Regions from separate parts of the Homo sapiens genome. Here all the other regions are linked to region 3. A link is a contact called in ENCODE Hi-C or POLR2A ChIA-PET data. All regions are on one chromosome and are shown on one strand. Each heading gives the region's core, a stretch centred on a gene start or an enhancer-like site at or near the end of the contact. The rest is flanking DNA. Distances are from core to core; before and after follow the strand shown.

Evidence for each region. A loop is a pair of places that touch in the nucleus more often than their neighbours do. ChIA-PET counts read pairs that join two places held with the same protein, here RNA polymerase II (POLR2A). Pooled maps may share reads with other maps.
Region 1: a pooled map shows a loop between it and region 3 (17-fold over the local background). The contact joins the promoter of GRN here to the enhancer-like site in region 3. A Hi-C loop is called at or near these places in 4 of 50 pooled maps. POLR2A ChIA-PET finds 5 or more read pairs at or near these places in 2 of 52 experiments (HEK293 and PC-9).
Region 2: a loop to region 3 is called in a pooled map, with 2.8 times the contacts of the local background. The contact joins two enhancer-like sites. A Hi-C loop is called at or near these places in 2 of 168 maps with a recorded cell type or tissue (CD4-positive, alpha-beta memory T cell and naive thymus-derived CD4-positive, alpha-beta T cell), 3 of 37 single-sample maps with no recorded cell type and 14 of 50 pooled maps. POLR2A ChIA-PET finds 5 or more read pairs at or near these places in 9 of 52 experiments (CD4-positive, alpha-beta T cell, CD4-positive, alpha-beta memory T cell, HCT116 and 5 more).

Annotation. Positions count from the first base shown.
Region 1 is chr17:44,344,031-44,346,730 of GRCh38, forward strand. It overlaps GRN (granulin precursor), which reads left to right and starts at 1,272. Exons shown (of 13, transcript NM_002087.4): 1 at 1,272-1,304. RefSeq lists enhancers at 1-243, 1,395-1,544.
Region 2 is chr17:45,076,510-45,079,209 of GRCh38, forward strand. All of the region lies in intron 1 of NMT1 (N-myristoyltransferase 1), which reads left to right. Among named protein-coding and RNA genes, the nearest start is that of NMT1, 17 kb to the left of the region's middle. Within about 2 kb of position 1,327, at least 3 of the 41 ENCODE cell types and tissues checked have a DNase peak (open chromatin) inside an H3K27ac peak, as active enhancers do.
Region 3 is chr17:44,775,037-44,777,736 of GRCh38, forward strand. It overlaps ADAM11 (ADAM metallopeptidase domain 11), which reads left to right. Exons shown (of 27, transcript NM_002390.6): 15 at 176-275; 16 at 358-429; 17 at 548-640; 18 at 1,091-1,171; 19 at 1,709-1,759; 20 at 1,863-1,926; 21 at 2,130-2,229; 22 at 2,446-2,565; 23 at 2,659-2,700. Among named protein-coding and RNA genes, the nearest start is that of ADAM11, 17 kb to the left of the region's middle. RefSeq lists a silencer at 855-1,174 and an enhancer at 1,012-1,512. Within about 2 kb of position 1,380, at least 9 of the 41 ENCODE cell types and tissues checked have a DNase peak (open chromatin) inside an H3K27ac peak, as active enhancers do.

The DNA of each region.
Region 1 (2,700 bases), core at 22-2,521, 430 kb before region 3:
GAAGCCCACTGGCATTGAACATGGCATTCAATCCCTGCCAAGCCTGCCCTTCCCATCTGGTTTCCCAGGGCTCTTCCCAACACCTCCTCCTCCACCTGCCAGTTAAAATCTTCCCAGACTCAGCTCAAGGAGATGCTCCTAAGGTGGAATGAAATCTCTTCTTCCCCACCTGGAGACAATCTACTTCCTCTCCCTACACCTGGCAACTGGCGCACAACCTTGTATCTTAAATTAGATTCAGCCTGAGACTGTCTCCCACCAATCCCTGCTCCCTGTCCTGCTGAGCACCTTGAGGAAAGGGCTTTGGGGCTGTTTATCTTTGTCCTGGAAACCATCCTTCAACTCACTCTGGGGCCTGCCTAGCATGTCAACCGAGTTTGGAGAATAGGGCAGAATAGGGCAGGACAGGACAGGACAAGACAGGGCAGGATAGGATAGGAGCGAGCCAGCTCAGTAGCTCACATTTGTAATCCCAGCGCCTTGGGGGGCTGCGGTAGGAGAATCGCTTTGGGAGCAGGAGTTGCAGGCCGCAGTGAGCTATGATCAGCTTGGGCGACTGAGCGAGACCCTGTCTCTAAAACAAACACACAAGTCCGGGCGCGGTGGCTCATGCCTGTAATCTTAGCACTTTGGGAGGCCGAGGTGGGCGGATCACGAGGTCAAGAAATCGAGACCATCCTGGCCAACATGGTGAAACCCCGTCTCTACTAAAAATACAAAAATTAGCTGGGCGTGGTGGTGCGCGCCTGTAGTCCCAGCTACTCGGGAGGCTGAGGCAGGAGAATCGCTTGAACCCGGGAGGCAGAGGTTGCAGTGAGCCGAGATCGTGCCACTGCACTCCAGCCTGGCGACAGAGTGAGACTCCGTCTCAGAACAAACAAACAAAAGGATAGAAAGGCGAGCACAAATATTCCCAATTCATAACACTCCCTCGCACTGTCAATGCCCCAGACACGCGCTATCATCTCTAGCAAACTCCCCCAGGCGCCTGCAGGATGGGTTAAGGAAGGCGACGAGCACCAGCTGCCCTGCTGAGGCTGTCCCGACGTCACATGATTCTCCAATCACATGATCCCTAGAAATGGGGTGTGGGGCGAGAGGAAGCAGGGAGGAGAGTGATTTGAGTAGAAAAGAAACACAGCATTCCAGGCTGGCCCCACCTCTATATTGATAAGTAGCCAATGGGAGCGGGTAGCCCTGATCCCTGGCCAATGGAAACTGAGGTAGGCGGGTCATCGCGCTGGGGTCTGTAGTCTGAGCGCTACCCGGTTGCTGCTGCCCAAGGACCGCGGAGTCGGACGCAGGTAGGAGAGCGGCCGCGCAGACCTCTCGCCTGCTCCTGCCCAGGGGCCCGCCAGGGCCATGTGAGCTTGAGGTTCCCCTGGAGTCTCAGCCGGAGACAACAGAAGAACCGCTTACTGAAACTCCTTGGGGGTTCTGATACACTAGGGGGAGTTTTATGGGAAAGAGGAAGCAGTAATTGCAGTGACGCCCCGTTAGAAGGGGCTTTCTACCTCCCCAGCATTCCCCCAAAGCAGGGACCACACCATTCTTGACCCAGCTCCACCCCTGTCGGTAGGTGCTGGCTTCTTCCCCTCTCCTGGTGGTGGTGGGTGGTTCCCGCGGCGGCCTGGAGCCGGAGGGGCGCGCGACCCTGGGCTGGGAGCTCCGAGGGCCTGGGAACGAGACCTGAGACCTTGGCTTCTCGAAGGTAGTAGGGACTTGGGAGTGGTGACTGAACCTGGTCTGGCTCCTCCTTACTTCCTCTTGTTGCGGGTGGGACGAGCTAGCTTCCGCCTCTCCCAGCCACTTTTTCCTGCTCATTTGCAGCTAGGTTGGCTCCCCTTTTGGGAATTTCCTCTCCCCTTGGCACTCGGAGTTGGGGGGTGCCACCTAGTGGAAGATAACGGAGCTAGGGTCTTGAAGAGGCTGCTGTCCCCTCTGGCTGTTTTGGCGGTGTAGGGTGGCATGAGAGACTGCGACTCGCCTCCTCATCCCTGTTTCTGTATGCGAGTGCTTGTATTCAGTAGAAGCATACACTATACTCCCTCAATTTAGGGTAAACAGGAGGGGCCACATGCACAGGTAATTCACCAGGGAGCCGAACACTCCTGTGCAGACAGACTCCCCTTCCCAGCAAGCCATGGCAGCGGACAGCCTGCTGAGAACACCCAGGAAGCAGGCGGTGCCAGCTGCAGGTGCTTTGCCTGGGAGCTGTGGGGCTGAGGAGAGGGTCCACTGTCCAGGACCAGTGAACTTCATCCTTATCTGTCCAGGAGGTGGCCTCTTGGGGATGCTGAGTTAGGGGAGGGGCACTTGAGGAAAGCCAGGTGGAGCAGAGAGGATGTGAGTGACTGGGTGGGTGAGATTTCCTGCCCCTCCCCCCGCAGTGGTATCCACACCTAGACTCGTGGGGTAACTGAGGCACAGACAGAGAGCAACTTCTCAGGCCCTCACAGTTGGCAATTCTAGGATTAGGACCCAAGTGCGATTTTCAGGCAGTCCCTGTACCCTGTTTCTGTTGTACCTGTTGCACCATTCCCAGGCACTGCCCATCGTGCCACTAGTGATATGAACCCAGGTCCAATACGCTCTGGGGCCATCAAAGCCTGACGTCACCATGACCTGATGTGTGACGTGTTATAGGTGTCCCTTGGTATCTTCACGGAACTGGTTCCAGGACCCCAAAATCTGTGGGTG
Region 2 (2,700 bases), core at 77-2,576, 300 kb after region 3:
GAAGCTGAGGCAGGTGAATCACCTGAGGTCAGGAGTTTGAGACCAGACTGACCAACTTGGTGAGACCCTGTCTCTACTAAAAATACAAAAATTAGCTGGGTGTGATGGCACATGCTTATAATCCCAACTACTTGGGAAGCTGAGGCAGGAGAATCCCTTGAACCTAGGAGGCGGAGGCTGCAGTGAGCTGAGATCGTGCCATTGCACTCCAGCCTGGGCAACAAGAGTGAAACTCTGTCTCAAAAAAAAAAAAAGAAAAGAAAAAACAACTTCCCTGTGTTCTTCAGCCGTGTGCTTGATGTACAAGTTGAAACAGGATTTTTGCTCAGTAACTGGCTGCTTGTACAAATTCAAGCCAATATAAAGAAAATGAAATTTGCTCTCTGATTTTAGTTTCGGTCTTGGAGATTTCTAGATACTTGTATTGGCAATGCATAAAGCAGAACAAGAGTTCAGCCCAAGATCCTTCCACAAAAATTGGGTTCATGAGGTGATAGCTACATGGAAGTATCTCCGCTAAATAGGAAGAACAAAGGCAGGAAGGTAGTTTTTACAGTGATTTTGCATATTTGTAAAGACTTTTAAAGTTGGAAGAAGTAATTATTTTCCCCATGTGAAATTATGTTTAGTAAGTATCCAGTTGGTTAATCTACAGCAGTTCTTCACCTTACCTTTTTGATTCTTTCTTTTGTAGAATTATAAAAAGTTATTCTTATGGTAATTCATATTACCATAATTTGTTCCATAAGCTGTTATGGAACCAGCTAATTTGTGGTTATGGACCAGATAATTTGTTCCATAAGCTGTTATGAATAAGAATTTATATTATAAATTGTATCCAACAATGGGACACTGCTTTGTCTCCTAATATCAGCCAGGTCTTGTTTGTTTGTTTTTTGAGATGGAGTTTTGATCTTCTTACCCAGGCTGTAGTATAGTGGTGCAATCTTGGCTTACCACAATCTTCACCTCCCAGGTTCAAGTGATTCTCCTGCCTCAGCCTCCCGAGTAGCTGGGATTACAGGCATGTGCCACCACGCCCGGCTAATTTTGTATTTTTAGTAGAGACAGGGTTTCTCCTTATTGGTCAGGCTGGTCTCGAACTCCCGACCTCAGGTGATCCGCCTGCCTTGGCCTCCCAAAGTGCTGAGATTACAGGCGTGAGCCACCGCACCCAGCCTATGAGCCAGTTTTTAAATCTTATAATGCTTCACGTAATCCTGAGACTGAAGTGAAAATATCTGGAGTAGGAAAACCACAGAGTTGTCCTAGGCTGCAGATGGTCCTGTGTGCAATAACAAAATTGAGTTACTAAGAAGAAGAAGTTATCTTTAGGCCATAAATGACTTTATGGTTTCTGTTGTTTGCCATGGCCTTGGGGGTTTTGCTGAGCATCTGGTTTTAAGGAAGTTACCTTATTTCCCCTTTGAATGTTCTCAGTCTTCCTTCCATGTTAATGCCTTCTGGGTCTCATTAATATCATACCAAGTAGGTGTACTTGCATCTAGACTTCATGACCTTATGCTTGGACTAAAGGAACCTTCAGACTTAACTGGATCTCTCCCTGTCACAGTCTTTCTGCATCAGGGGCACTGAGAGGCCCGGCCAGATGGAAGCTGTGGGAGGCAAGAGTGGACAGCGTAAGTGGGAAATGAGGGTGATAGGCCTAGGGAAAAATTGGGCTTGATACCTTCCAAGTTAAGAAGCCGCTGTTACTCTAGGATTTCAAGCATGGGGGGGACACATGGAAAGCCATTTTCACAGAGGTGAGTCCCACAGCTATATAGAGTTCAGGTGATGCAGAAAGATTGTGAAGGCAAAGAGATCCAGAAAAGGCTGGAGGTAACTTAAGTCCAAGGGTAAGGTCATGAAGTCTGGATGTGAGCATTCCTCCCAGGAACAGGAAGAGATAGGAGAATCTGAAGACATTCTGTGAAGAGAATTGGCAGCATGTGATTTCAGATCACTTTCTCCCTGTATATATATATATACACAGTATCTGTCTGTGAGATGATAGTAATATTCATAATAACTCCGAGGCATTTTGAGACCCTGAAGTCTTTCTGAATTATAAATTGTATTTAACATAATGTTAATGGAAAATTGTATTTTATATTGTTTTAATTCTTGGGGGTTTTGGTGTTTTTTTGTTTGTTTGTTTGTTTGTTTTGAGACAGTGTCTGGCTGTATTGCCCAGGCTGGAGTATAGTTGTGCGATTTTAGCTCACTGCAGGCTCCTCCTCCCAGGCTTCAAGCCAACCTCTCAACTCAGCCTCCCCAGTAGTTGGGACTACAAGTGTGCACCACCACACCTGGCTAATTTTTGGATTTGTGTTAGAGACGGGGTTTCGCCATGTTGCCCAGGCTGGTCTCAAACTCCTGAGCTCAAGTGATCCGCCTGCCTTTTCCTCCCAAAGTGTTGGGATTACAGGCATGACCCACCATGCTGGACCTTTCAATTATTTGAAAATTGATTGTCTAAAATATACAGTTAAAATTACCTCTGTGTTTAGCTGATTCTACAGATTAGGATTCACTGTACTCAGGTTGGACTCCTAATTTTGACTTTTCTTTTTTTCTTTTCTTTTCTTTTTCTTTTTTTTTTTTTCCCCAAGATGGAGTCTTGCTCTGTCGCCCAGAGCTGGAGTGCAATGGCATGATATTGGCTCACTGCAACCACAGCCTCCCGGGTTCAAGCAG
Region 3 (2,700 bases), core at 130-2,629:
GAGGGGATGGGAGCGACAGGGACAGGCGGGAGGATTCTGGTGCAATCCCGGGGCAGATCCTCCGCCTCCTCGCGATGGTGACGAAGTCCCCCAGTGTACCCCCTCCCCAGCCTTGAGAGGGGTGAGGGTGGGTTGGAGGGGAGCAGCCAGCAGCACCTCCCCTCGCCCTATCCAGGTTCTACCTGCCCCGCAAGTTCTCGCGCTGTAGCATCGACGAGTACAACCAGTTTCTGCAGGAGGGTGGTGGCAGCTGCCTCTTCAACAAGCCCCTCAAGGTACCAGCCCCGCGGCGGGGAGCATGGGAGCGGGCCCTGGGCGGGGTCCGGGCCAGACTCCCGACCTGTCCTCCCGGTCCAGCTCCTGGACCCCCCAGAGTGCGGGAACGGCTTCGTGGAGGCAGGGGAGGAGTGCGACTGCGGCTCGGTGCAGGTGAGCGGTGGTGCGGGCGCCAGGTGGGGAACCGGGATGCGGGGGTGGGCACGAGGGAGCGTCTGAGTGGGAGGATTAGGGCTCGCCCGCCTCCTTCCCCTCCTCCCGCGTCCCTCAGGAGTGCAGCCGCGCAGGTGGCAACTGCTGCAAGAAATGCACCCTGACTCACGACGCCATGTGCAGCGACGGGCTCTGCTGTCGCCGCTGCAAGGTAAGCAGGACCGGCCGGGAGGCGGGGCCAGGACGCAGGAGGAGCGATTGGAGGCCTTCATATAAGGGGTGGGAGCTAGGGAGGGAAGCGGAGCCTTCGGGGACGAAGGCCTCTGGGGCAGGGCTTGATGCGAAGACAGCGCCAATGGGGAGCAAGGGGCGGGGCTGAAGGATGTTGAAGGCGGGGCTACGAGGAGCGGGAAGGGAAGGCTGCCCAGAATCAAGGAGGGGCGGGAAGGTGGGCGGGCTTGGGGGCGGTGCTGAGTGCGCTGGGAGCGAGGTGGGGAGCGTTCAAGAGGTGGTGGGAGCAGGGAAATAAGAACAGGCCTGAAACGGGGCCCTGGGGAGCTGGAGGGCCCGGGGATGTGGGGGTCCAGAGAGCGAGGGGCCTGGGGAGGGCAGGGCCGAGGCATCCATCCTGCCTGACTCGAGGAGCGCGTCTCTTCCCTAGTACGAACCACGGGGTGTGTCCTGCCGAGAGGCCGTGAACGAGTGCGACATCGCGGAGACCTGCACCGGGGACTCTAGCCAGGTCCGCCCGGCCCCGCCGTCTTGTGGAGCCCTGGGCGAGGCAACCCCTACCCTTGTCGATTTGGTTTTCCCGGACGAGTGCTCAGCACTCCCCTCCTCTCCACAGCTGGCATCGACCTCCACTGATCAGACTGTTTTCTTATCTGAGAAAGGGGTTCTTCATGCTCCTGGCCTTGTTCCTTCAATCATTAAACCAGAATGTATCGTCTGGCTGGTATTCCCAGCGCCTGGCCCGGTGCCTGGTGTAGGTTAGGGATCAGAGTAGACGATAATATTAGTTAACATCTATTACAACCTAATTACATGCCAGGCATTTATCTCCCAGCCCTACGAGGGAGGGAGGCTGGAGCGGCTCTGGGGCTTGCAAATCCGTGTGGTCTGGGTCCAGAACCAGACAGATCGCTTGTCCTAGGCGTGGAAGAGCCCTGTGGCATGAGCCCCCAATGGGGGGCACTTGGTACCCCAGCATTCCTCCCTGGGGCAGCCCTCAGCTCCAGTCCTGGGACTGCTCCGCTCAACCCCACCCCTCTCTCCACAGTGCCCGCCTAACCTGCACAAGCTGGACGGTTACTACTGTGACCATGAGCAGGTATGATGGCTGCCCCCTGAGCCTGGGATTCAGGGCAGTCTCTTGTCTCCACTCTGACCACTCAGCATCTCCATCCCTTGCCTCTTAATTCTTGGACTCTCAGGGCCGCTGCTACGGAGGTCGCTGCAAAACCCGGGACCGGCAGTGCCAGGTTCTTTGGGGCCATGGTGAGTCTGGCTAGGGCTGGGAGTGGGGACTCCGGAGGACCCAGAGCTGAGAAGCTGGGGAGAGTGGGTTCCAGCTGAACAGGCCCCCAAGTGTGTAGCTCCCCAGGATCTCAGGGACCCAGGCAGAGTGTGGGAGATGCAGGCCTGAGGTCTTGGGGTGGGTCCTGGGGCGCGTGGGGTCACTTGGCATCCTCTCCCCACAGCGGCTGCTGATCGCTTCTGCTACGAGAAGCTGAATGTGGAGGGGACGGAGCGTGGGAGCTGTGGGCGCAAGGGATCTGGCTGGGTCCAGTGCAGTAAGCAGTGAGTACTGAGGCTCCCAGAGGGCCTCTCAGCTCCAGGGCAGGTGTGAGACTTTTCAGAGATGGGGCAGCAGGTTCTCCCAGGAGGAGCCTGTCAGTCCCAATGGGCGGGCACGTGGCAAATGAGGTGGCAGGGTGCAGGGTGAGGGCAGATTAGAGTTCAGTAGTTGAGTCTGAGGTCAAACTTGGGGCTCACTGTCTCTATATGCCCCAACAGGGACGTGCTGTGTGGCTTCCTCCTCTGTGTCAACATCTCTGGAGCTCCTCGGCTAGGGGACCTGGTGGGAGACATCAGTAGTGTCACCTTCTACCACCAGGGCAAGGAGCTGGACTGCAGGTGCTGGCCAGGACCAAGACTAGGGAGGGGAGGTTGCAGCTGTGCTGGGGGTTAGGAGACAGGGGGCTGAGGCTGGCTGTGTCACTTCCCCAGGGGAGGCCACGTGCAGCTGGCGGACGGCTCTGACCTGAGCTA